2 separate regions of the Homo sapiens genome follow, and region 1 is linked to region 2. The links are chromatin loops, found by intact Hi-C in ENCODE. Cell type or tissue: tibial artery. All regions are shown on one strand. Each heading gives the region's core, and the rest is flanking DNA. Links, peaks and the distances in the headings are about the cores only. Region 1 has its middle 350 kb from the start of RARB-AS1. Region 2 overlaps RARB (retinoic acid receptor beta).

Region 1 (15,233 bases), core at 4,516-12,515, 540 kb after region 2:
AGTTAATAGCTAAGTGATATTGGAGAGGTTTATAAGCAATTTGAGCCTCATTTTCTCCATGTCTAAATGGGAAAATAACTAGCTTGCCAAGTTGTTACTTATCATGGCTAGGGGGTTTAAACATGACAATTTCTCTCCTGGAATATTACTCTTTTTCTCTCTTCTGGTTTTCTCTCTTTCTCCCTTTCACATCTTATGCCAAATTTCCATCTTTCCTGGAAGTCTTTGCAGATCCTTCAAGCTAAGGTCCCCAACACAAAGGACACCTTGTACTTCCCTGTTGTAAGTTCATCACAGTGGTGATTAAACAATGTGTAGGGAATTTGCTCTCAACTTCACTATATATAAGCTCTATGAGGGCAGCAATTCTGTCTTTATCTCTGTACACTTGCTCTTCAGCTTGCTTTCTCTCCCTCTCCCCTAGCCCTTGGTAGGTGCTCCACAAATACTTGCTAAATGAGCACCACAGTACCTATTCAATAGATGAAAGTCCCAGTCCTTGTTGTTGAGCCAAGTGACACATACTTAGTTCCTTTCACTCTCCTAGGTCAATCCATTCACCTCCTTAAAAATTACTTAGTTTCTGTGTAGGGATAGCAGCTTCCTGGTGTCTGAGGTTTTATCTCTCATTGCAGTGTGAACAAAACAGTCAGGGAAAAGTCACTTCTGTGCTTAGCTCTTTTGGCAAAACAAACCTCCCTCCTCCCTCCACCCCATGTTTGCCCTGAATTTGACTTCACCACAGTCTACATTAAGAAGAACAGCGACTAAAACTTCTTTGAAACTTTATTCGCCATGGCCAACAGGAAAAAAAAAAAAAAGCTGGTGAAATTCCTTTAAAACGTGCTTTAATCTAGCTGGAATGCCATAAATTGCTTCCAGATGTGCACGATACAAAAGTCAATCAGAGCTATTTATACTGACACTCTACAGTCCAAACAATCTGAAGCCAAATGCCATGTCTCCGCTTCAACGAAGCTATAAATGTCAGTTTTGTTGAATTTGGAAAGGTGTTGAAGAGTTCATGCAAGTTTGAGTTCTTGACTCTTTTGGAACCAGCAGTAATTTTGACAGGAGGGAAATAAAACCATCACACATACAAACTTTTGTAAATCCCTATCCTCACTGAGCACACCTGACACCTCTCATGCATGACCTTGAAAGTACCATAGGTTAGAAGAAAAAACTCAATTCTGTAAAACAGAAGAATGTAGCTCTGGGACAAGGTGCCAAAGAAACCCAGAGAATCTGGCCAGATCCCCCCTCCCCACCCTGAATGCAAACAAGCACACTTAGGAGTTAGTTGGCTGCATGGCTTGTAGTGATGCCTTTTCGACATCCTAACCAGACCATTGCTCTCCGAAGCAGCCCTACAAACAAAGATAACTCAGATTGTTGGCACCACACTCAGGTACTGGTGTGGGCACAAAGCCTGAGGTCCAGGTGGCCAGTTCTGGGGTTTCATCACTTAGAGACATTTGTTGTCCCTTTCCACTGGAATAATCTTCAAGCTTGTGTTTTTATCTCATTCTGCATCACATTTCCAGTGTTGGCACACAGTAGGCCATCAATAAATAATGCTGAAAAAAAATGAAGACTTAAAGGAAAAGATGGTCTATTAGTCTAGTTGTTTCTTTTCCGGCATGTAATTAATAGAGGTAAATTCAGAGTAAAAATGCTATACATTTTTACGGTAGAATGGAGAGGGTTTGGGATTTGGCGCTACAGACATATGGCTTCAAATTCTAACCTCAGGTACTGATTAGTGGTATGGCTTTGTGAGAGTTTCATAACAGCTCTGACCCTCAGTTCTGTCCACAGCAGAGGGAGCTAAAGATGTCTATCTCATACAACTGCCGCAAGGAGGTTCTTGTTTCATAGTAGGCCTTTGGTATTCGTTCCCTTATTTTTGTCCCCCTGGCTGGGGATTTCAAGTGTTTAAAAAACATAAAAAGCCAGAAATAACTCAAATTTGGAGGCAGAAATAAAAAAAATAAATACTTGTCTTTTCATTCACAGCGTGGCATAGTACTTGGGTTAAACTACATGAAATTTCCAATATTTAAAAACAGCAATTTCCTACAGTTCTGCCTGCTATGAAGGGTCTCGTGAAGGACCATGTCACAACATCTGTGGCCCTCCATGGCAGTTCACCATTTAGTTACCGAGTGTATAACCACCTCAGTTGTGGCAGTCACTGAGGCTCACAGCAGGTGGGTGTAGACCAGTGGTTCACAAACTACAGCCTATAAGCCAAATCCAGCCATTGCCTGTTTTTACAAAGTTTTACTGGAACACAGCCACACCCATTCTTTTCCATATATTCTTTGGCTACTTGCATACTACAAGGGCAGAGCTGAGTCATTGCAATAGAGATGGTAGGGTACACAAAGCTGAAACTAAATTATTTACTATCTGGCCTTTTGTAGAAAAAAGTCTGCTGGCTGCTGTACAGACACATAGTTTAGGTGAAGCAACATCAATATGAGTTTGGGCTCTCAAGTTCTAAGAGATTCTATTTTTCTGTACCTGAATGTTGGCTGCATCACTTCCTTCAATGTATCTCAGATATATTCCTTAACTTCTTTAATCTCAGTTTTTTTATCCACATGATGGAATAGCTACCTTGAGAGAAAAAAAAAAAAAAAAAAAAAAAAAAGGCTGGACGCAGCGGCTCACAACTGTAATTCCAGCACTTTGGGAGACTGAGCATGTCAGATTGCTTGAGCTACGGAGTTGGAGACCAGCCTGGGCAACATGGCGAAACCCTGTCTCTATAGAAAATACAAAAATTATCCAGGGTTGGTGGCATGTGCTTGTAGTCCCAGCTACGTGGGAGGCTGAGGTGGGAGGATTGCTTGAATGCAGGAGTCTGAGGCTATAGTGAGCCAAGATGGTGTCACTGCACTGCAGCCCGAGTGATAGAGTAAGACCCTGTCTCAAATAACAAACAAAAAAATGCAGTTAACAGTACCTGACATGTGATAAGGGTTAAATAAATTGAAACAGCTTTTTCATTACGATCCTAACCTATTAATATTTCTTTACTTATTAGAAATATCATATCACATGTGGAATGATAAATGGCAAGGCATGTGCAGCCTTCGTGTCAATGGACAATTCACAGTGGTGGAGACAGTGGCAATCAGAAGAGCACTTTGTGTAAAGTGAGCAGCTGCCACTGAGCTCCAGCTGCAGTTGCCACATGGAAATGGCACTCCAATGTTTCCAGGTCTTCTGAATTTCCAAGAGACACTGGAAGTGTGGATACTTACACAAAATCTCCCATTTTTAAGGGTTGATAATTGATTAAAAATGTTTCAAATCATTCGTTCTGTGAGCCAAAACATTGTATGTAGGCTTGTGTTTTTTACTGATGTTTGGCTAAGTCAAAGAGTGTCACAAGGAGGAAAGGAGGGAAGAGCTTTTTGTATCTGGCATAGAAGATGGCAGATGTTTGTGTTGGAATTGACCTAAAATAGCTTTGTTGAGCCATAAAAACCAGTTTTGTTGAAGGTTTACTCTTTGCACATCTACTTTTGTAACACTGAGCTATTAAATATGCAGCCATCTTCTTCTGCCTAGAGAAATCACTGTCTATACACTTTTCCATCTATCCACTCGTTCAAGCCTTTATTTGCACCTACTATGAGAAAGACATTGCATTTTTAAGCTAAATGGAGAAACATCCTTTAAGTCACAATGCTCTGGTCCTCTCGACACACAACTGAGAGATCTGAAATATATCCAGGCAGCTATTCTTTTTTTCTTGTGACAAGGTCTCCCTGTGCGGCCCAGGCTGGAGTGCAGTGGTGCGATCTTGACTCACTGCAAACTCCACCTCCCAGGTTCAAGCGATTCTCCCGCCTTAGCCTCCTGAGTAGCCGGGATTACAGGCATACGCCACCACATCCAGCTAATTTTTGTATTTTTAGTAGAGACGGGGTTTCACCATGTTGGCCAGACTGGTCCAAACAGCTATTCTTGACTCCCATTGTGAGCGCAGGAGCAGAGGCTCAAAAACACCCTCAGAGCAACACAGGCTCAGCCAAGAGTGACTAGATCCTACGGCTTAAGAAAAACAAGGATTTCTAAAATCAGTCACCTGATTTTAGTAGAGACATACATTTTACCAACATTTAAAGCATCTACTTTCAACTATTCATGAGGAGAAAAGGTCTGGGAGAACAACACCCATGTACGTTCTTGAATATACGTTTGTCGGTAATGTAAGCTAGGAGATTTAAGCTAACAAATATTTATTACGGTATTTTCTACTGTGCCAACTTGCCTAGGCTGAAATTTGTTTCCAAGAATCCCCTTCCCTGTGTGGTTCCAAGCTGTAGTTAGTCAACAGAGCAATTTGCCTGGGAACTGGAAGGCAGAGATAAAGCTGCAGCCACTGCTCTCTGAAATCTTCATGTTTGGATGTGGGTCTGGCTTGACCTTGCTGTCCTCCAGGGGGAGCTCTTCTTGACTGTTGACCTGATTGTCAACATAATCGGCATGTCTCCTGGCAGATGCTTGGCAGTGGACCTGAAAAGCAGCAGCCACATAGAGACACAGCTTCTCTTAGCTTTCCCACACACTTCCCTGTGCAGTCCCATTTCAGGGACTGGAGGTGCTTGTTTCTCAGATTTTCTGGTTAATAACTTCTGATTCACCATCTCTCCCACATTTCAGACAATTAACTTCCCAGCTTCTCCCATGACTGGGAAGGTCTAATTTCTATGAGAAATAATTTATTCTGAGACCTTGACTAATACAGCTATCTTTAACAATAGATGAGTGACCCCTACTTTAATTGTCTTTGCTCCACTTGCTTGTAAGTTTCTGGTGGGCCAGGACTCCCTTGTTTCTTTTGAAAGCTCTAGACCTTCATAATAATACCCACTTAATAAATATTAACTGAATAAAGGAAATAGAATCATTAATATGATCTACATCATATTGTCTCTCCATTTTAAAAACAAAAAGTAAAAATTTAACCAGATCAAAAGCCTAGATGAATAACTGGCAACTAGAAGATATTTGATGATTATTTTAGAAATTGAGTAGAAGGAATGACTTAAGTTGATGTGTGATGAGGGACATTTCAATTTGACTGTAATGGGTTTCACTGAGTACTGCTTATGGGTTGCAAAATACTATGTTCATTGCATGAGGTAATGTATTGTCCCACGAAATGACAATTGAACTATTTTTTTATAAACATTGCTACCACAACACAATCTAGTCCTTATGCCTTAGTGAACTTTTATAAATACATTTGCAGAATAAATTCTTAGAAGGCAAGTTACTAGAACAAAGGGTGGGTTCAGTTGCAATTCCAGCATATTACCCTCCCTGCCCCCTGCTGAAATACCCTCCCTTCCATCTATGTTCCATCAATTTTATACTTTCACCAACAGTATATAAAAGTGACTGTGTCTCACACAGCCTGACCAGTGCTATGTATTTTGAAGCTTTTCACCCTCAGCCAATCTGATAGGAGAATAATGGAATATCAGTGTTGTTTATAGTGAACACTGCTTTTGAATATGCAGTAGTGCCTGAGGTTCTCATCTCTGCTTCACTTCAGATCCACGTAATCAGTGAATAAGACAGTCTCATTCTGGGGTGGAATTAACTTTATAAACCAACAAGGGATACTTAGCATTTATGTAGCACTTCAACTAATGACTGAAACTGGCTTTGGAGAAAAAAGTGCTGCTGCTAATTTTCATAGCCCATAGGGCCATTAGCTTTTACTGCCTTTGTTTTACCATTCTTGTCTTAGGTAAGGGGAAGGTGGGGAAAGGCAGGTTCCATTATGCAGCCCGTGACTTAATTAAGATAAATAAGACAGCTCACTGATTGCGGATGTCTTTTATAATCCAATTTTAATGATGGCTATTGTCACCAACACTGGCTACTATAGTAGCAGAGGGAAACAATTAGTAAATTTATGAATTATGGACCTATTAATAGTTTTTTAGGGAGAAAAATAATTTTAGCTCAATGGATATGTTATGTCTTGATTACAGGCTTAGCAGATGGGTGTGGATCTAGAAAAAAAATTCCTTCTCCTGGCTTTAATAAAGGCAAACTCTCTGAGGAATAATAAATTATCAACTCTAACAATAGTGTTAAGAAAAGTCAAATTTATGAACTTTCTTAATGTATTTTTCCTGATGTGGATTCTATTCAGGTCAGGTTTAGAGTTTTTTGTTTCTTTTTAGTTTAAGTACTAATATTAATCCCTAAAACTGGAGTAACTGGTTGGGATAAGTATATGAAGATATGGAATTATTTGCAACTGCCCTTTTTAGTTTTCACTTCATATGGTAGTAACACAAAATAGCTGACATTCTCAAGTTTGGCTAATAGAAACATGCAACTCCATAGACAGTTCCCTTCCCTGGGTCACTACCCCAAGTGCTTGCTAGATAGAGAGGGGGGATGAGAGAAAGAGTTCATCAGGTAAGAGGAAGTGGGTCAACAGAGTTAGTGGGCATAAATGAATCTACTTAGTTTTCAAGGCATTGTCTTTGTCACGTTATGTTCTTCCTACCCACCACCCACCCACCTCTGCAATTCTCTACTCCAGACATCAGCAAAATGTGTCCACATTCTAAGGGGGAGGCCTCATAATATTTTCACTAAAATGATCAGTTCTCTTTCCTTGGGAATTTGTAGGAAAAGCTTACCGGCCAGGAAGAGGGCAACTAAACTAGTTTGGGACCTGCTCTATGTTTCTGTTTCTTAACAGTTTTATGGTATGAGAACAGAAAGCGTGGCTAGGTGTGTTAAATAACACTGAGCTAGTCCAGTGGTTCTCAATATGGGTGTATGGGGAGAGGGGTTTGGAAGGGGAAGCACTTTTGTCCCAAGGATACATTGCTAAAATATATGGGCACATATTTTTATTTGGTTGTCACAACTTGGCGAGGGTGGTGCTAGTGGCACCTAGTGAGTTGAGGCCGGGGATGCTGCTCAACATCCTACAATGCACGGGACAACCCTTCGCAACAAAACATATCATGCCCCAAATGTCAGTAGTGCTAAATTAAGAAACCCTACTGTGGCCCATGAAAGCAAAGGGTTACATTCCTATAGTAGAAGGTGAAGGAGCAGCAGCCTCCAGAGTAAATACCTGGGGATGAGAATATTCAGAGACTGACTCTGCTGCCTGCCCCTGTTGAAAGGGAAAATAAATTTTTGATTTTGTTTTGTATCTAAAATGAGCTGAGGACAAACTAGAAAAGAGGTCCTTGCTCTTGAACTTACATTTAGTGTTATAGAAACCAGACAGGCACATTTGGTAAATGCAAGAGAGCACCCGAACATGACACAAGTAAAAGCCAGATCTTCAGCAGGGCCCAGTATTCTCCACAGCTTTTCCAGGAAGATGCAAGATTTCCTCAAAATTGTATGACAAAACTGAGTATTCTTTTAGGCACTCCTGCTCTACAAAAAGCTGAACTTTTCTAGACCCCAACTTATTAATTTAAAGAATTGCCAGGAAGAAGCATGAGATAACATAATACAAATTATAAACTTTTAACTAAATTAAACCTCAAAAATGTTTTCCTCATTCAAAATATTTTTAAACATCTTTGACATCACCATTATTAAAAGATAATACAGTTTTAAACCAAAACCAAATCTATGAAAGAATATGGAATTAAATACTGATATGTACAATACTCTTACTTTGTTTATAATTTCCAGATTTACATTTCCAACCTAGCTTAATAGTCATTTTTAAAAGGCAGAAGAAATTACTGTAGAGTGATGATTTAAAAAATATATGTAATTTTCAGCTAGCGCTGCTGGCTTTAACATGTGTAAGGGCAGAATATAAAACACAAGTTGAACAATATAATATTCTTCCTCTCCCCTGTCTTTCTCAATCTTGCACAGGCTCAGGCAGAAGGTAATTATTATTTTCCAGTAACATAATAATAGAAAAGGTATTGACTAGCAATACAATCTACTTGATCACCCTGCATGACTCCATTCTAGCACTGAAAGCTCAATTTGATGGCATGAGATATCTGTCTCTCAGAGGAATAAAGGGCTTTCCAACGGCACTATAACTGAAGGATGTGATTTGTCTTGCCTGACACCATATTCCATACGTCCCCAAATTCAGTGGCCCTGTCTCATACATCATCAGGCAGATATTTTCACTCTGATATGATTTCTTGGGCCCAGTGTTCTATGAAAGCTAAATGCAACTAAAGGATTTCTGACTTCTACTCTGTCCCATGTTAATTTCCTTTTCCCATTTGGATGAAATAGTAGTGTGACCCTCATTGCCCATTCCTAAAATGAAAAGCAGCACTGCTGTGCCACACGTGACTTATTCACTACTTTATGGACTCACACCTCTCAAAGGATTACCTTTAATACACAAGGTATCCTGGAGTGCTAAATGGTGCTTCAGGGTGTCAATGAAGTGGGTGAGAAATAGGTCAGAGTCACGTGGAGAAAAGGCAACTCCCCACTGACCGCACATTTGAAAAAGCTAAGAAGGCTCATCAGTGAAGACCTAGGAAAAGGCTCCTGTGGACCATTTATTCATAAATGAAACTGGGAAATACTTTCCACTTGGAATTTATTCCCAGGTCACCAGTTTTGAAGCAGTTATGCAAAGCAGAGTAGAGCCAAGTTCAAGACCAATTCACTCAATTTATTTATCCTTGGAGTTTGTCTTTTATGGTAGAGCCTCCTGCTTTCTAAGAAGAGGAAACTTACCAGTCATTTGACTCTTAGGTTTCTCACGACTGACCTATGATTTTACGAGTTAGAAGGATGTTAGCAGCAAAAGTCCTGGGTGACAAAAGAATCATGGTTTAGTCTCAGTTTGAGTGTGAAGTCTTTTCCAAGACAGTTTCCCACTTTGGAAAATGCCCTCTCTAAAATGCAGAACTTGTCAGTACCCAAACCAATGCCATCTGATTAAAAATGGTCCTGAACTGAAGTTGAAGACAGACAACTGCATATGGCAGCCAGGATTTTGCCAGGAAGCCTGTCTGAGGGTAAGCTCCTCTCATGCTTTACTTTGGAAAGGAATACTCCCATCCCTAGCACAGAGTTGAGAACACGCCTGGGCTCCCTTTGCCAGCGGCAAACAGGCAGGCAAGAGCTGGAAGAGAAAAAGAGTAGGGGTGGGGTGGAGTTGGAGGTTAACATGGTCAGGCACATTTGGTAAATTCACGAGAGCCCCAGAACGGGACAAGTAAAAGCCAACTCTCCAGCAGGGCTTTTCCAGACAACCACAGGATATTCTCCATAGCTTTTCCAGAAAGTTACAAGACTTCCTCAAAGTTATAGGACCTTGAAAGTTCCCTTAAGCACAGGAAGAGGTGGGACAGCCAATACCTTTTACTTCTCTGTACATGGCTCTCCCGGTAAACCAGGTTTCCTCTCCCACAAACACCCTTTATCCTCACACACTTGAAACCACAGAAACACCCTTTCCCATGATTCCTTCTCCCTCTTCTAAAATCCACTCTGTACCTATAACTGTTTTTATCAGACTAACATGCTTCTCTCCCTAGTCCCAAATGGAAGTACCCAAGTCCATTATTTGAAACTACATATTGGCAACGACTCTGCCTCTTGCTGAACCCCACCTCCAGTGGAGTCCCAGGAATTTAGATTGCTGGCAAGTTCCCAGGTGACACTGATACTGCTGGTCCAGGGACTTCACTTTGGGAACCACCGGCATAAAGAGATGCAAGAATGAGAGAAAGCCTGACTCCTGCCTGTTTTCTATGGCAGAGCTTCTGGTCAGACCACCTGCATCAGAATCACCTGGAGGACTTGTTAAGACAAATGACAGGGCCTCATTTACAAAGATTATCCTTCAGTAGTTCTGAGGTAGGGCCTGAGAATTGCATTCTAATGAGTTTCCAGGAGACATTGCTGGTCTAGGGAACACTCCTTGAAAAGCACCAGGGCAAGAATCCTAACACAAAGTGAAGTAGGTGGGGGTGACCAACATGTTATGAGCTGATTACTTATGTCTCCGATAACAATGTGTTGACTAGAACCATTTCAAGATCGTTCTGAAATGGTTAGGAAGGCATATTTACAGAAGGGTTTGAAAAAAAAAATCCATGAGCCAATGAAGGCCTGTTTATTTCAGAGAAGGTCTTAAGTGTGCACAACCATCGTTTTTCTTTTTAAATGACCTGTTCAAGAGCACAGCAACCAGGCACCCTGCCATGATGTAGTCAAATCACAAAGCATTCACTGAGCCTTACTACTGAAGTGAAAGCAGAACTCCTCTGGGGCCGCCTGAGTCTCTGATATAGTTCACACACCTTTCTTCTAAGCCAGATGCACATTGAAATAGGTTACTTATAATTGCCACTGAGGATCATAAGGGGAAAAAAAAAGCATTTTGATAGAAATCTCTTTTATGGTCTTGCTAACTATATATTAGTGTCAACAGAATTGTGGTTTTTTTTTCCTTTCCATAAAGTGTACCTTCTGCAGTGACTGTCATATGTGAGGGATAGATACTCACCTCAATTATGGCTGTTTCCCCCACAAACTGGCTTATACAGACAGAAAAATGAAGAGGGCTTGGCAATTATGTAGGACATTAAGTGATAGGATCCCAGAATTTCAGAAATGAATGTCTCCCTATAAATCATATGGGGGGGAAGATGTATTTTAGAGAGAAGGAAACTGGGGCTCAGAGAAGCCATGTCTTGCCCATATTGCCCAGCCTGCTTGGGTACAACCAGGATAGGAATTCAGGTCACCTGACCCCAGGACTCACTCTTCCTACTATGCCTAATTTGCTGCCCCATCAAAACTCGCTCCCCCTTCCAAACTCTCCATCCTTCTCTTATTAATTTTGGATTCTTCCTGTTTATTTTCTCCCATATCCTGTCACTTATTACAGCCAATATATTGTCTCTTTATAGTTTCTGAGTAAGTTATTCTTTTCCATTCCTAATGGCAGAATTCTACTTAAGGGCTACATAACTCAGTGATAGGCTAGGACTGGCTTGTACAGCTCTTGAGAGCCCATTGTTAAATTTTCAAGAGTTTTGCTAGCTGGCTTTTAAAGACAGCTATTATTAAAAATTAAATTCTATAAACTTACAATAAATGATATGAATAAGAAAAATGAAAACTAAAACTCATCGCTTCCTAATCATCTTACTACGATCTATGCCCTTGAGACTATTTTTGTTTATTGTGTTACAGAATTGCTACATATTTCAGCTATCTTCCCAAATCCATGGTTAATGATGTCATGTTGGGGTAACCTGAAATTAGATAAGGTGGGAGTATTTATACCACAAAAATTGGGCAAATGCTACAAATAGTATTTTTTTCTCTCCATAGAGATACACGTAAAAATTTACCAGGACATGGATTGTCATGGGCTAAATTGTGTTCCATCCAAAATTTATATGTTAAAGCCCTAACCCCTAAGTACTTCAGAATGTGATTTGGAGATTGGGCCTTCAAAGAGGTAATTAATGTTAAATGAGATCATATGAGTAGACCCTAATCCAATCTGACTGATGTCCTTATAAGAATAGGAAATTTGGATGCCCAAAGAGGCACCAGGGATGTGCGTGCACAGGAAAAAAGACCACGTGAGCACATGGCAAGAAGGGAGCCACCTACAAGCCAAAGAGAGGGGCTTCAGAGGACACGACACCCACCAACACCTTGATCTTGGGCTTGTAGCCCCCAAAATTGTGAGAAAATGAGCCCACTTATAGAAGACTTTAAGAAAAATTGTGAGAAAATAAATTTCTATTGTTTAAGCCACCTAGGCCTGTAATATTTTACTAGAGTAACCCTAGCAGACTAATACACTGCTGTAATTGGATCTCCTTACACATGGGTCAACTCGAAGCCCTGGACTTCTAGGTTTTCTCAGCCCCTTTCCTCATATGCCACAACTTTATGCAAAAGTGCAGGTATCTAAGAAGGCCCACGGCTTTTATCAAATTTCTCAAGGTGGGGGGAGCAAGAGCACTCATGAAAACTTAAAAATCACTTTGTACTATTCCATTTCATCTAATTTGTACACTGGTTCTGGCAATGCAGACTACCAGTCTCATTAATTTGGGATTGCAGACTATCAGGTTGAATCAGAGGAATTATTGATATTTGAGCATTTTTTAAGCCATAAAAATAGCAATGTTATATGATTCAATTTAACATAATTTGACATATAGCTCCTACAGATTTCTTATCCTTATAATGCGTTTTGCAAACTGACACTTAATGGGATTTATATGGGCCATAGACAAATATTCTTTGTTTCACAAAGTGTTTACTTGCAGTTTGAATTTAGTTACCCACATTTAAAAATTGAGCAAATACTCTAAGAACTTTGGGAAACCCAGGATACCAGGCTACAGTGGGCCCATGTCCCTCCTGGCAGCTGGTCCCTCTAAATGGAACATACTCTCCAGATTGTCCCTATTCCCTAGGTAGGCCACTTTGTTCATTTGTAATACCTTCCTGGCCTTATGTTTATCTGTGTACATAACTACTGTAACTTATAGTTTCTACTTTAACTTTCTACCATCCTGGCTAGTTCCATATATCATCAAACAGCTGGGCACATACAAAGAGAGATAATGAATCATCTGGGTCAAGATTGCAATCCCAGAAATGTAGGTCCCCCAGGGCTTGGCACAAGTCTATACAGTTTAGTTTGACACAATATAGACATTACTTAATATGTGCAGACAAGTCAAAAGGAGAAGGGCTCCAAGATACAGTCAGTTGGTATCAAAGTTATTAACAGAATAATTTGCTGACAACTTCCATAAGCATTTGCTATCACCTGAATGACATTAAATTACAATTAAAGTTCATCTTGGAAGTGCTATGTAGATGAAAATGTTCTAATTCCTGTATTTCAGAAGGACATCAAAGGAGGAATATCAAGTCTTTATTCATAAGAATGCTTACAACTTTTCTTGGCAGACATGGATTTCTCTAACCAATTTTTCTCCCATCCAAGTACTAACCAGGCCCAATCCTGCTTAACTTCTGAGATCAGATGAGATTGAGAGTGTTCAGGGTGGTATGGCCATATTTGCTAACCAATTTTTCTTTTTAAATTTCCTTTTTTTTTTTTTTTTTTTTTTGAGACGGAGTCTCACTCTGTTGTCCAGGCTGGAGTGACAGTGGCATGATCTCGGCTCACTGCAACCTCTGCCTCCCAGGTTCAAGCGATCCTCCTGCCTCAGCCTCCATAGTAGCTGGGACTACTGCCGTGTGTCACCACGCCCAGCCAATTTTTGTATTTTTAGTAGAGACAGGGTTTCACCATATTGGCGAGGCTGGTCTCGAGCTCCTGAGCTCAAGTGATCTGGCCCGTCTTGGCCTCCCAAAGTGCTGGGATTACAGGCATGAGCCACCGTGCCCAGCTCTTTTTAAATTTCAAGATTTCTTATCTTGTTGCAGCTGAAAAAACTGTCTAATGGCTTTCTAGTCCAATGGACTACCTCTTATATTTAGAGACTATTTTAGGTTGCTTTATTGGAAAGAAACTTATCCTAAGTCTCTTATCTGCAGAGAAGATAAATAGAAATTGATCTCAAAGGCACATTTTGTTGCTTAATGTTCATGATAGTCTCTATAATTACTCTCAAATCTTATTAATTTTAATCATGTCAGTTTATATGAATTAGAAAGCACAACACAATTGTATCTCCATGGTCTCAAAGTTAGGGCAATTCACACTCAGAAATAGTTTCTAAGTATTCTGATAGTTTTATTAACTAACAGTCAATAAATAATGGTAATCAAATAATTGTATTTTGGCCGCACCTACTAAATCAAACAATCCTTTCAAAAATTAGAAAAGACAGATCTAAAGTTTCTCAGGGCTGCAAAGAAAAATCTACAAAAGTCTTATGAGTTTCTATGTGTTTTAATTAACCTAATTTTCTAATTTGAGACTCAGGGATTAGGCTGTGATGGAAGGCTCATTGGAGAGCATGTTATTATGGCTGATTAATACTGGAAGACTCTGAGAGTAGAGCTTGATAGTCCCTAGGGATTATCTAAGCCCAGTTTCTTCATTTCACAGATGTAGAAAACAACATATGGAGAGCCAGGGAATTGTCCAATAACAGAGTTAATGGTAAGACTCAGACTATGATATCAACACATACACACACAGTCACACTCACGTAATCCTCTACCCACCTCCCCAAACACCCACATCTAGAGATATTTCTGCATGTATTACTTTTTAATGTACCCTAAATTAATTTCTCCAGATTGTTATGTTGTCATTTGAATAACTGTTTAGATAGCCGCTCTAATCTATTGAGGTTTCACTGGATAACCTCACAGAAGAAACTTCCACTCTGTCCTTTCATAGCTGTCTCACATACAAACATCCACATACCACATCTATAGACTTCACACACCTGGCTAATCACAGTGGCAGGACGCATCCCAAGTCCCTAATAATAGTGACCCAGAGACTGAAAATGCAAATTCTAGTTTTGATTGGTACACAGGAAGGATAGACTCCCTTTGTGATGTAGTCCTAACCCCTGTGTTTCCCTTATGTTGAAGCAAACTCAGCTGCGTCGGTGTATCCTGTGAGTGCTCATAAACACATACTGAGCTATTAGTCCTAGGCCTTTATTTAATCAATAAAGGACAAAGCCAACATTCGTCTTAACCTCAGTAAATAAAAAAGACAAAGAAGCCATCATTTTAACCGCATTAATCAATCAATCTCCTACTCAAGTGCTCAGAAATTATTAAATAGGCTTCTTGATTAAGCAGACTGAAGTTAAGATTGTGGCTATACTTTTCTCACATTACTGTGGAGTATAATCCTGTACCCAAGGGTTGCATGTCACAAAAGGTCCCAAGGTTATGGTAACATCAGGCTCTTAAATTAGGCCTACTATGGACTTGAGACCCAGGCAGGCCAAGTAGCCACAGAAAGGGGACTCCTTACTGAAAGAACTGAAGCTGTTCTGGGCTATTAGAGTAGCTGCCTATCAATACCCATATCTCCCTCCCTCTACCCATTTGTCCCTCCAATTTGTAATCCATGCAGCAGCTAAAGTGATTTGGGCAAATCTGATCAATCTTCTTTGCTTAGGGTCTGGTGATGATCTTCTGTTGCTCCGAGTATGAATATAAAGCTCCTTAGTTCTCTGAGGTTCTGCACTATCAGGCCACTCCTGACATATCTGTCCTCATCTCCGACTGTCCACTCCTGT
Region 2 (15,233 bases), core at 4,205-12,204:
TCTCTCATAGCTTTGGGTATAAACCATTCTGCAAAGCAAATACAGTTACTATAATTAAGCACACGAACGCACTCCCACTTAGGAGGAGAGAGGTCCCCGTGTGTGGTGGTCGCACAGGAAGCTTGAATGTTTATGTGTCCTGTTTGCTAAACAGACCTGAGGAAGAGTGGCAATGATTACTCAGTAACTTACAGGTGCCAGGGGTCCTGAGAGCATATGTGATGATTTTGTTTCTTGTAAAATCAGGGGGTCTGGGGTAAACTTAGAAACAGACCAGCATTCACCTGTAGAGTTTGCCAACCTCAGCCCATTTGAGCCTCGCAGACCTCAGTGAGCCTGAGGGATGGGAATTCAGCCCATTTCACAGATAAGGAGCCAGAGGCTAGGTGAGTCCACCTACTAAGTCAGGTGAGTGCTAGAGTCGAAACTCAAAACCTCCTCTGGAGATCTTCAATGTCTCTTGGTCCCCTCCCTCCCCTCCACGGTGCCCTCTCTCCCTCCCCAGACCCATTGAGAGCTCAAAAAGGCACATACCAGGATGTCCAGGCAGGCGGCCTTCAGCAGGGTAATTTGGTCTGCGATGGTCAAGCCAGTGAAACCAGGCAGACGTTTAGCAAACTCCACGATCTTAATAATGCACTTGGTGGCCAGTTCACTGAATTTGTCCCAGAGGCCCAGGTCCAGTCGGACTCGATGGTCAGCACTGGAATTCTAGGAGAGAGAGAAAATGTCATCAGATACAGTTTCCGGGAAGCTCTATAGGAGGGGAGAAATTCAATGTGTTTCCAATTAGAGGGGGTGACATGTCAGCCTTGAGCAGGCAGGTTGTTGGTGGGACAGCTACATTTTTTTTAGCCTGGATTCATCCTTTTTTTGTGTGTGTGAGACGGAGTCTCGCTCTGTCACCCAGGCTGGAGTGCAGTAGCACGATCTCAGCTCACTGCAACCTCCACCTCCCGGGTTCAAACGATTCTCCTGCCTCAGCTTCCCAAGTAGCTGGGATTACAGGCGTGTGCCACCATGCCCAGCTAACCTTTTGTATTTTTAGCAGAGCCAGGGTTTCACCGTGTTAGCCAGGATGGTCTCGATCTCCTGACCTCATGATTCACCCGCCTCGGCCTCCCAAAGTGCTGGGATTACAGGCGTGAGCCACTGTGTCCGGTCGGATTCATCCTTTTAAAACACTTAAAATCTTATGCCTGTACCACTGGATAATCAAGTAACAGAGGAGAGGAAGTATCTCTGTATGCAGTTATCCAGCTAACAAACAAGAAAGGAATGAGGAGTCACCATTTTCTAACTCTGATGAATGAATGGCTCTAAGCATTGACCATCAGTACTTGTTAATCTCTTAAAAACACGCCACCTGTCATGCTGATGTCCTGATGGAAAAACACACCACCACCCATGAAATATTCTGGCCAGAAATCAAACTTGAATCTGACTGAGACTCTAGATAACCTCAGGAAATCCAGGGACACGGTAAACTACACAAAGTGGGTACAGCTATCAACATCCAGAATGCCAGAAAATCCACAAAACCAATGAACTGGTTTCTTCAATAAGAACATTGCAAGAGAGAAAAACAAGTGGAGAGAGAAATCTATAGATTGAAAGCAACTCAACCCAAATGCTCATTAACTGATGGGTGGATAAATAAATTGTGATTACAACTTTGCAATGAAAATGCTAGGTAGCGTTAATAAGGAAGGAAACTGTAATACATGCTACAACATGGATAAACCTTGGAAGCATGCTAAACCAAAGAAGGCAGACATAAAACGCCCATACTCAAAACGATTCCATTTATATGACGTTCTGGAAAAGGCAAAACTATAGTGATTGAGAACAGTTCAGTGGTTTTCCAGGAGCGGGAAGGCAGGTGGGGACTGACCACAGGTGCACAAGGAAACTCTCTGGAGCAATGGAAATATTCTACATCTTGACTGGAGTCAGGTTATGTGACTGTATACTTTTATCACACTCATCAAACTATACCTTTAAAAAAGATAAAAATTACATTATGTAAAATATACTGCAATAAACCTGACTTAAGATACTGAGAAAACTGACAACCAATTGCATGGTGTAAACCTTATCTAAATTTTAATTCAAAAAATAAACTGTAAAGAGGTGGTGATATATATGAGAAAACCAGAAATATGAGCTATTAGGTGTTAGAGATCATTTTATTTTAGGATGGTAATAATGGCACTGATGCTTTACTTTCGTTTGCAGGAGCTTCTTTCATTTAGAATACATATTAAGATATTTACAGATAAAATGATGAGATATTTGTAATTTACTATCCAACAAAAGGCTGACGTTTGGTTCTCTGACAAATGTAAACAGCTCAGGAGAGGTACTGTGTTTCTCAAACTGATATCTTTAGTTCCCCACCTCAGTTAAAATCAGTCTACAGGAAGTGAATAAAACTAGCTCTTGCTTTGAACGTCTGCATGGAAAGCCAGAAAGAAGAGTTTGCACGAGGTGCCACAGACACTGTAAAAACGAAGGTGGTCAACTTTGCCTTCCACGACGTTCCTTGTGGAGAGTAGACATGCATCCTCCAGATTTATTTTATTCCTTCCTCAAGGACCTTGGTGGTATACAGTACACTTGAGGGAACATGAGATCAAGATGTGTGGCCATTTGGGCCGTAATTAAATTTAATAGGCAGTTTATCCGGTTCGTAGGAAGATGACACGGAAGAGAGGGACGGAGAGTCAAGCTTATGGAGGGAAATCATTTTACAATAGAGTATCCATCTGGAAAAAAAGACATTGCCCCGACCCAGCAAGTGTGAACGAAACCTTCATCAACATTGCATGAGGTAACTTTATCACGCGCCAGGGCTGAGAGAGAGGAGCCTGTCGTACCTTCTATTAAAAATAATGCACAGCCGTCTTAACGGCATGTAAATCTAACTCACTATTATGCAAACTGAAGGGAAGAGGCAGTTAATAAAACACAAAATAACCTGGTGTTTTATTATACTGGCTGCTGGATTCATAGGCATGAGGCTTCAAATGGCTTATATATTATCTTCCAGCTGCGGCAAATGGAGAGCCCTGGCCTGCTTGGGTTGGTAATGAAGGCGGCTGTGGGGAGCACCAGCGAAGCGTGGATTTTCAGCAGCATTTCTGAGTGTGCAGGGAGGAAAACCAACAGAGAAGGAGAAGCAGAAAGTGGGGTGGTGAGGAGTGACCCTTGCTGTGAGTATGAGGCAGGCTGATGAGGAAAACAGCCAAGCCAGAAGGGCAAGGGGCTCTCCTCCATCTGCTGCCGACTGAGAGTCTGGCCAGGGCTTCCAGAGGAGGTCCCCTCTTCGGCAGGGGCTACAGGAGCTGCAGCGCCTCCCCAGGATGCCGCGTGGTGGCCCATATATGGAGGGTCGCGCCCATGGCCCCCCAGGGCCATCTTAAGCAGCAGAAAAGCCCAACCCTACTATGAAATCCAATTAAATGGCAAGTTTTGCCACGCAAATGGATCCCTTTCTTCTGCTGGTTTGGTTCTCTGCTGCAACGGGCTGCCTTCCTGGACTGGCAGGACTTTCAGAACAAGACCCATAAAGGAAAGTGGAATCACCAGCATCTTTAAATCCCACTGGAGGCAGCTCCTGGGTATTACAGTGGTTTGTTCAAGCGTTCTGGCTTTTTTTTCAAAGTTAAGAAGGAAATGTAAATTTTCATTAAAGAAATAAAGAATTAAAATTCTGTGGCAATGTTGGGTATATCCATGGAAGTGCCTCCTTCTTCCTTAGGCCTGAAATCCTTCCACCATCCTGGAGACTGATGTCCTTTCAAGTTCAATTTGCAGACCATCCCTGTCACCCACATTCAATTCCTGCATTTTGTATGTTTTTGCATGTAACCACCCCTTTTTCTAGGGCTTGCCTCGTGCCAGGCACTGTTCTACATGCTTAACGATCACCGACTCTCTTTACTTTTCACAGCGCCCCCATGCGGTAGGCACCATTATGGTCCCCATTTGGCTGATGAGGAAGCGAAGGCCCACAGAAGTGCAATCATTTGTGCAAGATCCCGCGGGCGAACCGGAGGGTGTGGGATTCACCCACACAGTTGGGTTGGGGTGTTTAGGCTTCCCACCAGTGCACCACGTCACCCCCTCCCTACTGGTTCCTCACATATTTCTACTTTCTGGTTAGAACTTCCTGACTCCTAAAGCCTGTGGTTGCATCTGTGATCTCCCTCCTTATTGGAATCTCTGGATGCTTCCATCAGGTGGCTACAAGAGCTCCAGCACAGCTATGAAGAGAATGTTATGTGCCGGCCAACATCTCTTTGTGGTCAATACACACATTATCTAGGCACTATGAGAGCATGGCTTCGGGAACGTCTGCCCCCAACAGAAGAGAAGAGAGGAGAAGGCCCCCAACACGCCTGCAGCATTTTCCTTAGGACCAGATGCCTCCAACAGGTGGGGAGAAGGCAGCTTGGCAGCCACCCTGTAGCTCTGGGTAGACAGGAGGGCGTGATCTTAAAGGCATGGTGCAGCCTGTGGCTAGAGAGGGCTTCGAGCAAAGGGCAATGGGAGAGGGCAGGTAGGGAGGGTCTCTAGAATCTTTCGAGTATTTCCTAGCAGCCTGGCTAAAAAGCAAGAGTGATGCCGCAGGATTCCCCTGGAGGTCACGTTTCAGGCGTGCTCCTGGACCACCATCGTCTAAGATTCCTGAGCTGGGACATGACCTTGGAAAGGACCATCTATCCATCTGCAGCCCCTTCACTCCTGGGGTTCAGAGATCTGGGGCCTTGGTCGAGTGCAGGGGTGGGGTGGTGGGTATAGTCCAAGGCCCTAGAGGATGTCCAAGAAATGCTAGAATTCTGGAGTGGTCCCAGCTGCTGGAAGGGGCCACGAATGCCTTCTGGAGCTGCAGGGCATATCTGAGAAAGATCAAAAGCCCTGCCCTGTGTCCCTGCCGAAGCCTTCCAGCCAGACACAGCAGCTAGGCACCACCTTCTTCGAACTGCTTTTTCTCATGACTAGAAACTTCCCTTGGCTCCCTAGGGCTAATGTTCACACACCTTATCCCAGCACCCAAAGCCCCTAGGAAGCTAGCCCTGACCTACCTCCTCAAACTTAGCTCTGCCTCCCTCCCACCCAGCCCCATCCCTGTGAAACCCTGTGCCGTGTTCATGCTATTGCTTTTGCTGGGAACGTCTTTCCCTTATTCCATCACTGAGGAAGAATGTGGGTACTTAGCACAGTGCCTACAGAACATTTTTCTTCAAAAGATCAGGACTTATGTGTGCTGCCAGAGGTTTCTAAATACTCACAACACTTGTGACAAAATTTGATCTCCAGCTAGACTTTGCAGAGAGCGGCAAGCATGGAAAGGTAACATCCATGCACTCCAGTTCTGCACTCACTAGGTGTTACTGTTTGTTACGGGTTAAACTGTGTTCCTCAAAAAGATGTGTTGAAATCCTAGCCCGAGTATGTCAGAATGTGACGCTATTTGAAAATAGTGTCTTTATAGGGGTAATCAAGTTAAAATGAGGTAATTAGGGTGGGCCCTAATCCAGTATGACTTGGTGCCCTTATAAAAAAAAATGTGGAAATCTGGACAGAGGTTGACATGCATAGAGAGAAGACGATGTGAAGAAACACAGGGAGAAGATGACCATGAGAAGACGGAGGATTGGTGTCATGCAACTACAAGCACTGCCTTCCACGCCAGAAGCTACAAGAGGCAAGAAAGGGCTCTCTCCCAGAGCTGTCAGAGACAGCGTGGCCATGCACACACCTTGATTTTGGACTTCTAGCTTCCAGAAATGCGATCAAATAATGTTGTCTCAAGCCACCCAGTTTGTATTATTTTGTTCCAGCAGCCCTAGGAAACTAACACAGTAGGTATGCAGTCATTGTTTGTTGCAACATGAAAGAATGGTCTAGGTCAGGGGTCCCCAAGCCCTGGGTCGTGGATGGGTACTGGTCGGTGTCCTGCTAGGAACTGGGCCGCACGGCAGGAGGTGAGTGGCCAGGAGCGAGCGTTATCGCCAGAACTCCACCTCCTTCAGATCAGCGGCGGCATTACATTCTCATAGGAACATGAACCCTACTGCAAAGTGCGCATGCGAGGGATCTAAGTTGTCCTTCATGAGTTTCATCCTGAAACTATCCCCAAGCCCAGCATCTATGGAAAAATTCTCTTCCATGAAACTGGTCCCTGGTGCCAAGAAGGTTGGGGACCGCTGCTGGGTGATACTGGCAGCACAGGTGTGTTTACTAGCAAGAAACTGAGGCTCACTAAGTTAACAACTGGCTCAAAGTCAGACAGCTGTGAGGTGACAGTGGGGACTGGAACTCGGGTTTCGTGGCCCCCACTGACCTTCTATCCCTCCTGATGCATCTCTCCTGGCAGCCCGAGCTCCCCGAGTTCCAGGTTCTGCTCCTCTGGTTGATGGCAAATGTTAGTTTCCAAAAAGCGCACCGAGTCCACCCATGACAAGTGCTCAAAACAGCCTTCCTTTTCTATGGTATGTCTCCTGGAAAGTCTTTCGTGGTTAATAATTCTGTTTGTGGTCATTTTTCTGAGCAGGTTAAGGGCTTCTTAAATCTTCATAGTTCATATTCACAAGCCCCTCGGAGGACAGCTTACCTCCCGCCAGGCCCCACCTGGTGATGAGCGGCCCGCACACGGCAGAGCAGTGGGAGGCCGGGAGCAGAGGCGGCCCGGAGCAGACAGCACGAGCTGGGGGTGGGGGCTACACCACCTGGAAATCTGTCCCACTGTCACACCCACGCTAGTTTACAGAACCTGGGCATGTGGCTCGAAAAAATGACAAGACATTTATGATGGGGTGGAGAGGAGGAGAGCTGCACATTCGGCACGACTCCTCTGTGCCGGAAACTGTGCAAGGCGCTCCATATATTTTTCTCATGGAACCCTCCAGGCAGGAGGTGGATGTTTTTAAAACTCCCATTATACAGATGAAGGAGCTGAGGTGCAAATGATGATGTAACTTTCCAAAGTCACATGACTCCTAAGTAGCAGGGATAAGAGTTGAGCTTGAATTTATGAGGCCCTAAAGCCCAAATGATACTCACTAGGGTTCACCCTAAGGAAGCGGAGAACACGTCCTCAGAGCGAGGATGTTACCTCTGGTTCAGTCCTGATTCTATTTTGGAAAGCTCATCTATAAATAGCTTCTCTCCTGCTTTCCACCTTTCCACAGGGAATCCACCCTCTCTCCTTTTATGGCGGCGGAGGGTCATTGGGTAGAAACCTTCCCAGGGATACTAGCTCTGAAGATTGTGGGTGAGTGCCCTGCCCTGGCCTGAGGTGGGGGTGGTGGGGATATGTTTCTGCCTCTTCCAGCCATTCCTGCGGTCTCCGGGGACCCAACCATTTGTCCCAAATCCACCCTAATTAGGGAAGAAAAAGGAACTACTCTTTCAAAGATCTGTAGATGCGCAGTTGGCTGCCTTTCTTATTCCTCTCTGCCCACTAATTCCAAAGGCATCTGACAGGGATGCCACTCTGGTGAAGATGACAGGAAGTTTCCTGCCGTGGAAGCAACTGCCTGTCTAAAAAAAGCTCTTTTTAAAAATGCTCAACTCCGAACTAAGAGCTTGCAGAGAATGTGTTATGGCTGCTGTTATTTATTTATACCACCGACTTCCAGAAAGGATTTTAAGTGGCTCACAATAAAAACACAGCTAGATCTGGGGAGAGATAGTACAAATGAAGAGCACGGTCAGCTGCGAGACTGGCTCAGAGCGCCCTCCACCCCGCGGTGGGCAGCAGGCCTCCGGAAGGATGCCCAGTAGTGAAGGGCCACGCTCTAGAGATAAAATCGTGTTTCTGTTTTTCTGCCTGACTGGGAGGTACAAGAAGTCTCCACAATGTGTTTAGGAGGGTGGGCCCCAGTTGAGGACTGGGGGTGACTCACCCCCATATTGGGGTGGATAGGAAAGGGCCCTGGAGGCCTGCAGGGAAGCCTCTCTCTCTTAGGCCAGAAGCCGAGGCTGAGACTAGAATTGGAATGCACGATAGTTTATGTGGGAGGAGATCCCAGGAAGCACTGGAAGAACAGAGTGGGCAGGGAAGGAAGGCGGCCAGCGGAGATCATCACTGTGGGCAGTCAGAGCTCGATCTAGTTGGGAAACTCTGGGACGTGGTTTAGAGGATACCTAAGAGTATCCTGCCCAACGAATAAGGAAGCTGGGGGGGTTTATCTCTCCACGTTCTGCTCATCAGTGGTGAGGGACCGCTCGCAGGAGTGGCAATGCCTCACATGTGAGCCATCCTGTAGGAATCCCGGTCACACCAGGGCGCATGTTCCAGGAGCGGCAAATGCTGTACGTTGTGTTTGTCCTGCCCTCCTCCAGGTTAGAGTGGGAGCTGTTTCACCTGATTACTAGGTGAGTCAGGGTCTGGGGATTGACTTGGCTATGCTAAGATACCACCTGGAGGAGGCGGAGGGGGACCCTGATGTAGCAGTTACTGGCCCTAGGTATTGCCATATAAAGTCGCTCACCTCATGACCTGGATCAAAAGTCTCCTCTTTCAGGAAGACCTCCCCACTCTCATCTCTTTTCCTCTGACTTTCTTGGAGCTACAAGATTGATTTATTCCTGGGTCACAGCTCTCTCCTCCTAGCTAGATGCCGCCAATGGCCCCAGCTTCCATTCTCCCTTTTTGGCAACCCTCTCAAGGGATTCTGTGTATAGTATACTGGTTAAAAGAGCTGCCCTGGAGTCAGACTGTTTAGGTTCAAGTCTCACCTCTGACCACTTGTTGACTAAGAGACAAGGGGAAAGTTATCGAGCCTTTCTGTACCTGGCTTTTGCATCTGTAATATGAGGGCAACGAAACCCAAATCACAGAGTCCTCATAAGGAATAAAAGAATTAGTATACTTATAGTACTTAGCATGGTCCCTAGTACATAGTAAATGCTCAATAAATATGAGATGTAATAATGATTACAATGATAATAATAAAGATTTTTGACCACAACCATCAATTACTGTTCATTATTTACAGACTCCTCAAGTGGCACTCAAGACTCCGCCAGGCTTTTCCCATTCTCACTTCCCACTTGCTCTCAACTCAACACAGTCCACCATTGCACAGCACCTGTTTTCTCTCATCTTCTCTTTTCGCCCCTTCCCACTGTGCCAGCCTGAGTTCCCTCATTTCTTAGGTCAAGACGCCCTCACCTTGATACACAGCTCAATACAGGGCCTGAAATGCCACTGAATGGTTGGCAATTAGTAAGTATTTCTAAAAGAAATAAATGGCATACTTTCAGGTATTGGTTATTCATCATGTTACTTTTCTGTATTGTCAGATGCACCCAGCATGGGGGCCAGGTCTCTGGAGGGTCAGTTAGTATCCAGTAGAAGGTACGTGTCTGGATGATGTTTCTGCCACTCCACTGCTGGGTAGATATTTTTGGGTTCCATCACAGCAGCTTTTCATAAATTGTCTCATTTCATCCTCCCAACTATTTCACATTATTCCCATTTAGAGATGGGAAAACTGAGGCTGAGAGACGTTAGGTAATTTGTTCACCGTCATGGGGCTGATGGTGGCTGAGTAGGACTTGAAGTACATTCGTGTGGTTCCAGGCCTCTGTTCTGGATACATGGGGTCACATTCCACTTTCTCTCCCAGGTGAAAATGAAAGCTCCCTTACAGTGTCCAGTCTTGTCCTGGCCTGTGTCCCTGCTCTGGGATGGGACAGTGTTCCCCAAACTCAGTGAAGACTGGTTGAGGTTAAGCCGAGACTCTCCCTCGGCCTGGCAGACATGCCAGTGTTTCTCCTGGCTGACACCAATGGGCGAGGTGGACCCCAGAGTGCCACCCTGGGTGTTGCTTCTCAAAGCCCGGCTCATTTGCTCTTCAGAGTCTGGTCTGCAGACCAGCAGCATAAGCAGCCTGGCAGCTTGTTAGAAATGCCCCTAGGCCATGCCTGCTGCACCAGAACCTGCACTGTAACGAGTTCACCAGGTGCTTCAGATGCACGCTGAGTTTTGAAAAGTACTGCTCAAGGTTCTACCTCTGCTTCCAGGTGAGCCAAAGTCTCTGAGCTCAGCCAGGAGACTTGTCTGTTTAAGGTGGGTGCCAGCCCTTCAGAAGCTGGTGCCACCCAACTGTGTAGTCTCATTTTCATCTGAGAAGCCACCTAGGTTTGTGCTGGCCCCAGATTCCATGGGCGCCCCTCTGGGCCTGCTCCTGGTCACCATTATTGTGTTACAGATACCACCAACATCCTAGCGCACTACACCCCATGCTCACCAAGAACTGCTCCAAAGCCCCGCCGCTCACTGTTTTTTTTTTTTCTTTCTGGTATCACTATTTTGTCTTTTGATCTTCAGGACCTCCCATGCTATCATTTTTCTAGAACACCATTCACCAAGCCAGCAAGTGCTACAATATTTGGATTTTGTTTTTAAAGTATGTTTACCATAGCATTGTAGGTGAGCAACCTAAGCTTTTTAAAGAGGCCAGAACAACATTCTAGTTGTATTAATTCATCAAATATCTACTGAGTGTCTATTACATGCCACAAGTTAGAAATATACATCAGTGAACATAATACATGCAAAAACCACTTGGAAAAATTAAAGCACCTCATGACCCCTCCACTGGCACAACCTAGACCAGCCAACATACACCTCCTACCTTTTTATCTCACTTCTCTTTTTCCTGCCTCTCTTTATTTCCAATCTCAGTGAAAGGCCATTCCTAGTGGAACGCTGGGAAGCAGAGGGGGAACATTCACTCAACTGGGCATGGGGCATGCCTACCCCAAACTTTTCTAGGCCCTGGCTTGGGGGTTTTGTACATGTCCTCTCACAGAAGGCAAACCTTGGCCCAGGGGATGGCCTCTTTATCTTGGTTGGATTTCACAGATGGATTGGGGTTTTTAAAAGATCAGGCCCCGTCCCCCTGGGTCCCTCCGTACAGAGGTCCGTCATGACCCATGTAACGCTTCACTGGCTTTACTTGTTTCCTTCACCAGATCAAAGTCTCTGAGAGCAGCACTGAATAGTTCATGTTGCCAGGGCTTAGAACACAGCCTGTCGTATAGCAAATACTCAGTTAATGCATCTAGAGTGAATGCATGTGTGCATGACTGCAGTGAGGCGGCACTCAGCCTACTCACTGATTGCCCACGCCCAAAGGCTACCTCACAGAAAGAAGTGGCTACTACATAGCCCCAGCTGGCTAGCATGCAAGCCCCTGCCAGGCCCAGTGCAAAGTGTGTGTGTGTGTGTGTGTGTGTGTGTGTGTGTGTGTGTCTGCACACATGCACGTACAAGGTTTCCACACTCCCAGCAGCCTGGGGCAGGAGTATCTCTTACCGTGGTGTATTTACCCAGCTGGCAGAGTGAAGGGAAAGTTTCCTGGTGAGCTTTTCGGATCTTCTCTGTGAGATCGTCCAACTCAGCTGTCATTTCATAGCTCTCTGTGCATTCTTGCTTCGAAGTCTCCTTCTTTTTCTTGTTCCTGTCATTCCTGACAGCTGGAAACGAGAGAGAAGGCACATCAGGGGTCGCTGAAGGCTGGGCCTGTGCTCCTGAGCTGGGAGGTTCCACCTCCCAAGGCTGCCTTAAGCTCATTTGATATTTGGGACAGAAACAGTGGGAAGAGGTGGTAATAACACACCTCCCTGGAAAAGGGATTTGGCAGCCGCGGGACCCCGGCAGAGAGCTAGGTTTGTCTTTCTGTATATGCATGTGCCCGTCAGTTGTTTGGAGAGCTTGGGCTCACCCAGGAGGCTCAGAGTCTTGGCTTGTTGTGAGAGAACTTTTTCTGTGGACTGGATCTCTTGAAGAGAGAAGGATTTTTCCAAGAGCTTTACCCTCAAATGGGATGCCCTGAGTGACATTGTAAGGGAAGGGTCAGGTCTCTGAACAAAGCCCCGTTACTTCATAATTAGTATTTCCTAGCTACACATTTTGGTGTCTTTGCTTTTTAGTTTTCTGAATTAAGTGACAGGCACTTTTGAAGAAACTCATCTGAGAGGAGATAAGGATGATGGTTTTTGTCCCTTCGTGTTTTTCTGCTTTCTAAACTTTCTGTATGAACCATATTATCTGTTTTGGAATATAAAATTACTTAAAAATAATAATTGATACAGTATGAAATCTTCAGCCTGGAAAACCATTCATTCCCTTATTCGCTGGTAGCCACTTGACTCCACGTTGTGTCTGGAACACTGGACCCACAGCAGGTGTGTGTCCTTTCCCTCTGCATGCTCCGAGCCAAGCACGGTGCCAGGCACAAAGTCAGGGCCCAGGACACAGTGCTATGGAAGCCCGTGCTTCCTCCTGCAGCACAGACCTCTGGGATGACTTCAAATCCGAGTGTAACTCAAAGCTCTAGCCCCTGGCTAGGATCTCGCGAGGAAAGAAACTGAAACCCAGGGAGGCAGACAGGCGAAACAGACCATGCCACCCCCTCCAGGGAGTCCATGTTCTCTGGGGCCCAGCGGGTGCCAGGCTGGATGCTGCCTGGCTGTGCATGCCACCACTGTGACCTGGGAATCTGCACTGCAAAATGACCCAGGGCATAATCTGATCTGCCCTAAGAGGATCTGGCCTGAGTTGCCTCCCTAAGAGCACACGGGTGATTTGAGAACTGGCAGTTCCCTGGGTCCACACCATGAGAATACCCATATTTGGGGTAGGAGCTGAGGGCAGAGTAAGACAATAGCAGGAGGAGAGAGGAAGTGGTGAAAGGAAAGAGCAAGGGGTGAGAAGGGGGAAGAAAGGAAAAAAGGGAGGTGAGTCCTACTACAAAGTCAGTGTCTGTACGAGCCACTCCTACCTAACCAGGAGGGAGGGCAGCTGGGGAGACCAGGAACATTTTTTTGAGTCCCTTGAACATGGTATCACGGTATCTCACTTGATCCTTTTATCAGGTAGGCAAGTTTAAACCCATTTTACAGATGAAGAAACTGAGTCTTGGAGAAGCTAAGAAATATGCTCAAGTTCACGTGGTTGAGAAGTTCCTTCCTCACTTGGACTCACTTACTTATTCCTAAGGAAACCAACAGGTCTGAAGAGAACACCCTTCTAGACAGTTTCCTTCCCCCAGGACTCTGAAATGACACTGCTCATTGGCTCAGAAAATTTCTAGATCACTGGTGAAATGAGTGGGAAGTGCAGCCTCAGCTGTATTCTTTCCCAGTGCAGACTGGCCCCTCGAGACCTCTGTGACCCGATCCCTCCCAGCCGGCGCAGGACGCTGGGTGAGAGTGGGTATCATGGTTCAAAGCAGAGAGAATGCAAAGAAGCCGGCGGGCAAAGGAGACACAATGAGGGGGAAAGGGGTCATGCAGGGTGGCAGAGGCGGCATGGTGGCTCTCCGTGAGGATGGAGTCTGGGCTGCTGAGGGGAGGGAATGCCTGAAGGCTTGTGTGTGAGTGCGCAGGATCTCAGGTGATCAGACCCCCCTCTTTTCCTCGGCCTCTGCCAATGGCCTTCCTTAGCTAGTGAAAAAGTCAAATCTAAGCAGGGAGGGTCCTTCTGAAACAGAGCCCCGAGGAAGAGTACTCGGCAGTTTTTCTCAAAGTTATACGCAGAGGTACCATGTGACGCAGCAATTCCTCTCCTAGGTGTACACCCAAGAGAACTGAAAATATGTGTCTATGCAAAACTTGTCCATGAATGTTCATGACAGTGTGACTCACGGCAGTTGAAAAGTGGAAAGAACCCAAATGTTCATCACCCGATGACGGGGAAGTGGAATCTAGGACGTCCTTATGGTGGAATATTATTTGTCATAGAAAGGAATGAATTATGGATGCATACTACAACACAGATGAAGCTTTCACACATACGCCTTAAAGAAGCCAGTCGCAAAAGGCCACACATTGTGTGATTCTAAATTATATGGATGTCCAGAACAGGCCAATCCAAAGACAAAAAGTAGACTCGTGGCTGTCAGGTACGGGGGCAAGTTGGTGGGGAGGGAGGATCGGGAGTGCTAACGGGTTCAGGGTTTTGTTTTTTAGGAGATGAAAATGTTCTGGACTTACTGGTGAAGGCTGCACAACTTAGTGGATCCACTACGCACCGCTGAATGGTACAGTTTAAAATGATGAATGTTATGCTACGTGAATTATATCACAAAACAACACCAACAAAAAACCCAGAGCCCTGTGGGAGGTGACACATCGCTAAATACCAGGAACTGTTTGAGTCGATTCTGAAGCTGAGATGACACCTACAGCTACATTAAAACACAGCAGCAGCCTCACTACCCTTTAGTGATTGTGTGGCAAGGGCCACTGGGCATCAGCAGGTGAAGAATCCTAGCTCGCGAAATCCCCACAGTAAGCCAGGTGAGGTGGGCCTTATGACCCCATTTCTACACTCAAGGAACTTGAGGCCCAACAATACCATGTTTGAAAATAGTCAACCCAATGTGCAGAAAGAGAAACCACAAAACAAACTAACAACCCACAGAAGGAGTCCCCATAATCCCATCCACAGGGAAGTCTGCAGGACCTGTGTCTGCTCCTAAGCATTCTGCTTCACTGTCCCCATCCACCACCAGGGGCCTGGAAAACTCAGACGAGCAAACCCAGCTCTAGAGGGTTACCAGGAGAGAGGAGACACTGTGAGCTGTCACCATGAAGTAACTGAACCAAGCAAGAAAGGGAGGGGTGAGGTCCTGTGGGAAGGGGCCCTGGGTGAGCTGCAGCTGGGCACCAAGTTGGGCATCTCTGTTGGGTTGTGCAGTGATCACACACGCCGTTTGCAAAATCACAACTGTGAAGCCAGAGCACCATTTTCTGTGCTTTGGGCCCAATTTGGAGCAGCCTTTGCAGCTCACTCGAAGGGGAGCAGTGTGTAACCTCAGGCTACTTTCCACACTCCTTTTGTCCCCTACGTGAAGTCCCACCACCACTGTCTATGTGAATAAAGGACTCCTGGGATTATCACAAATTCTTCCACACCCACAAAATGCAGGGACAACCCCTCTGGTGATGATGCCCCAATTACATACAGCTTCATAAGTTGACGGACAAATTTTCTAAACACGTGGCTTCAGCAGCTGCTTCCCTCAATGGTTTTAAACTCTAGAAGAACGCAGACGCAGTGTTTGAGAAGGGCTGCCAAGAACCACCAGAATCATGGAGGTGACACAGTGCACAAGAAGCCACGGGGGCCTAGGGATGGTAGCTTTGTCCAAGTTCTTGGGACTATTGGTCCCTTTGAGGCCTCGTGGTCAGTGGCTCCTGGGGCA

Evidence for each region. A loop is a pair of places that touch in the nucleus more often than their neighbours do. Peaks named below come from ENCODE experiments on the same cell type or tissue, not always from the same donor. Only the 100,000 strongest peaks of a DNase experiment are listed, where the experiment ranks them.
Region 1: it touches region 2 in a loop (2.2-fold over the local background); 5 of 110 quality-filtered maps call a loop at or near these places.

The regions. Positions count from the first base shown.
Region 1 is chr3:25,022,848-25,038,080 of GRCh38, reverse strand. It overlaps a transcript of RARB not described here and the pseudogene RNA5SP125. Among named protein-coding and RNA genes, the nearest start is that of RARB-AS1, 350 kb to the left of the region's middle. In tibial artery, for the core only: no CTCF peak of the experiment used is centred there; a DNase peak (open chromatin) is centred at 9,020.
Region 2 is chr3:25,566,024-25,581,256 of GRCh38, reverse strand. It overlaps RARB (retinoic acid receptor beta), which reads right to left. Exons shown (of 8, transcript NM_000965.5): 4 at 11,339-11,499; 5 at 535-711. Among named protein-coding and RNA genes, the nearest start is that of TOP2B, 91 kb to the left of the region's middle. RefSeq lists enhancers at 7,272-7,799, 7,800-8,328, 12,442-12,943. In tibial artery, for the core only: no CTCF peak of the experiment used is centred there; DNase peaks (open chromatin) are centred at 7,886, 8,446, 9,916 and 11,656; H3K27ac peaks cover 1,726 bases.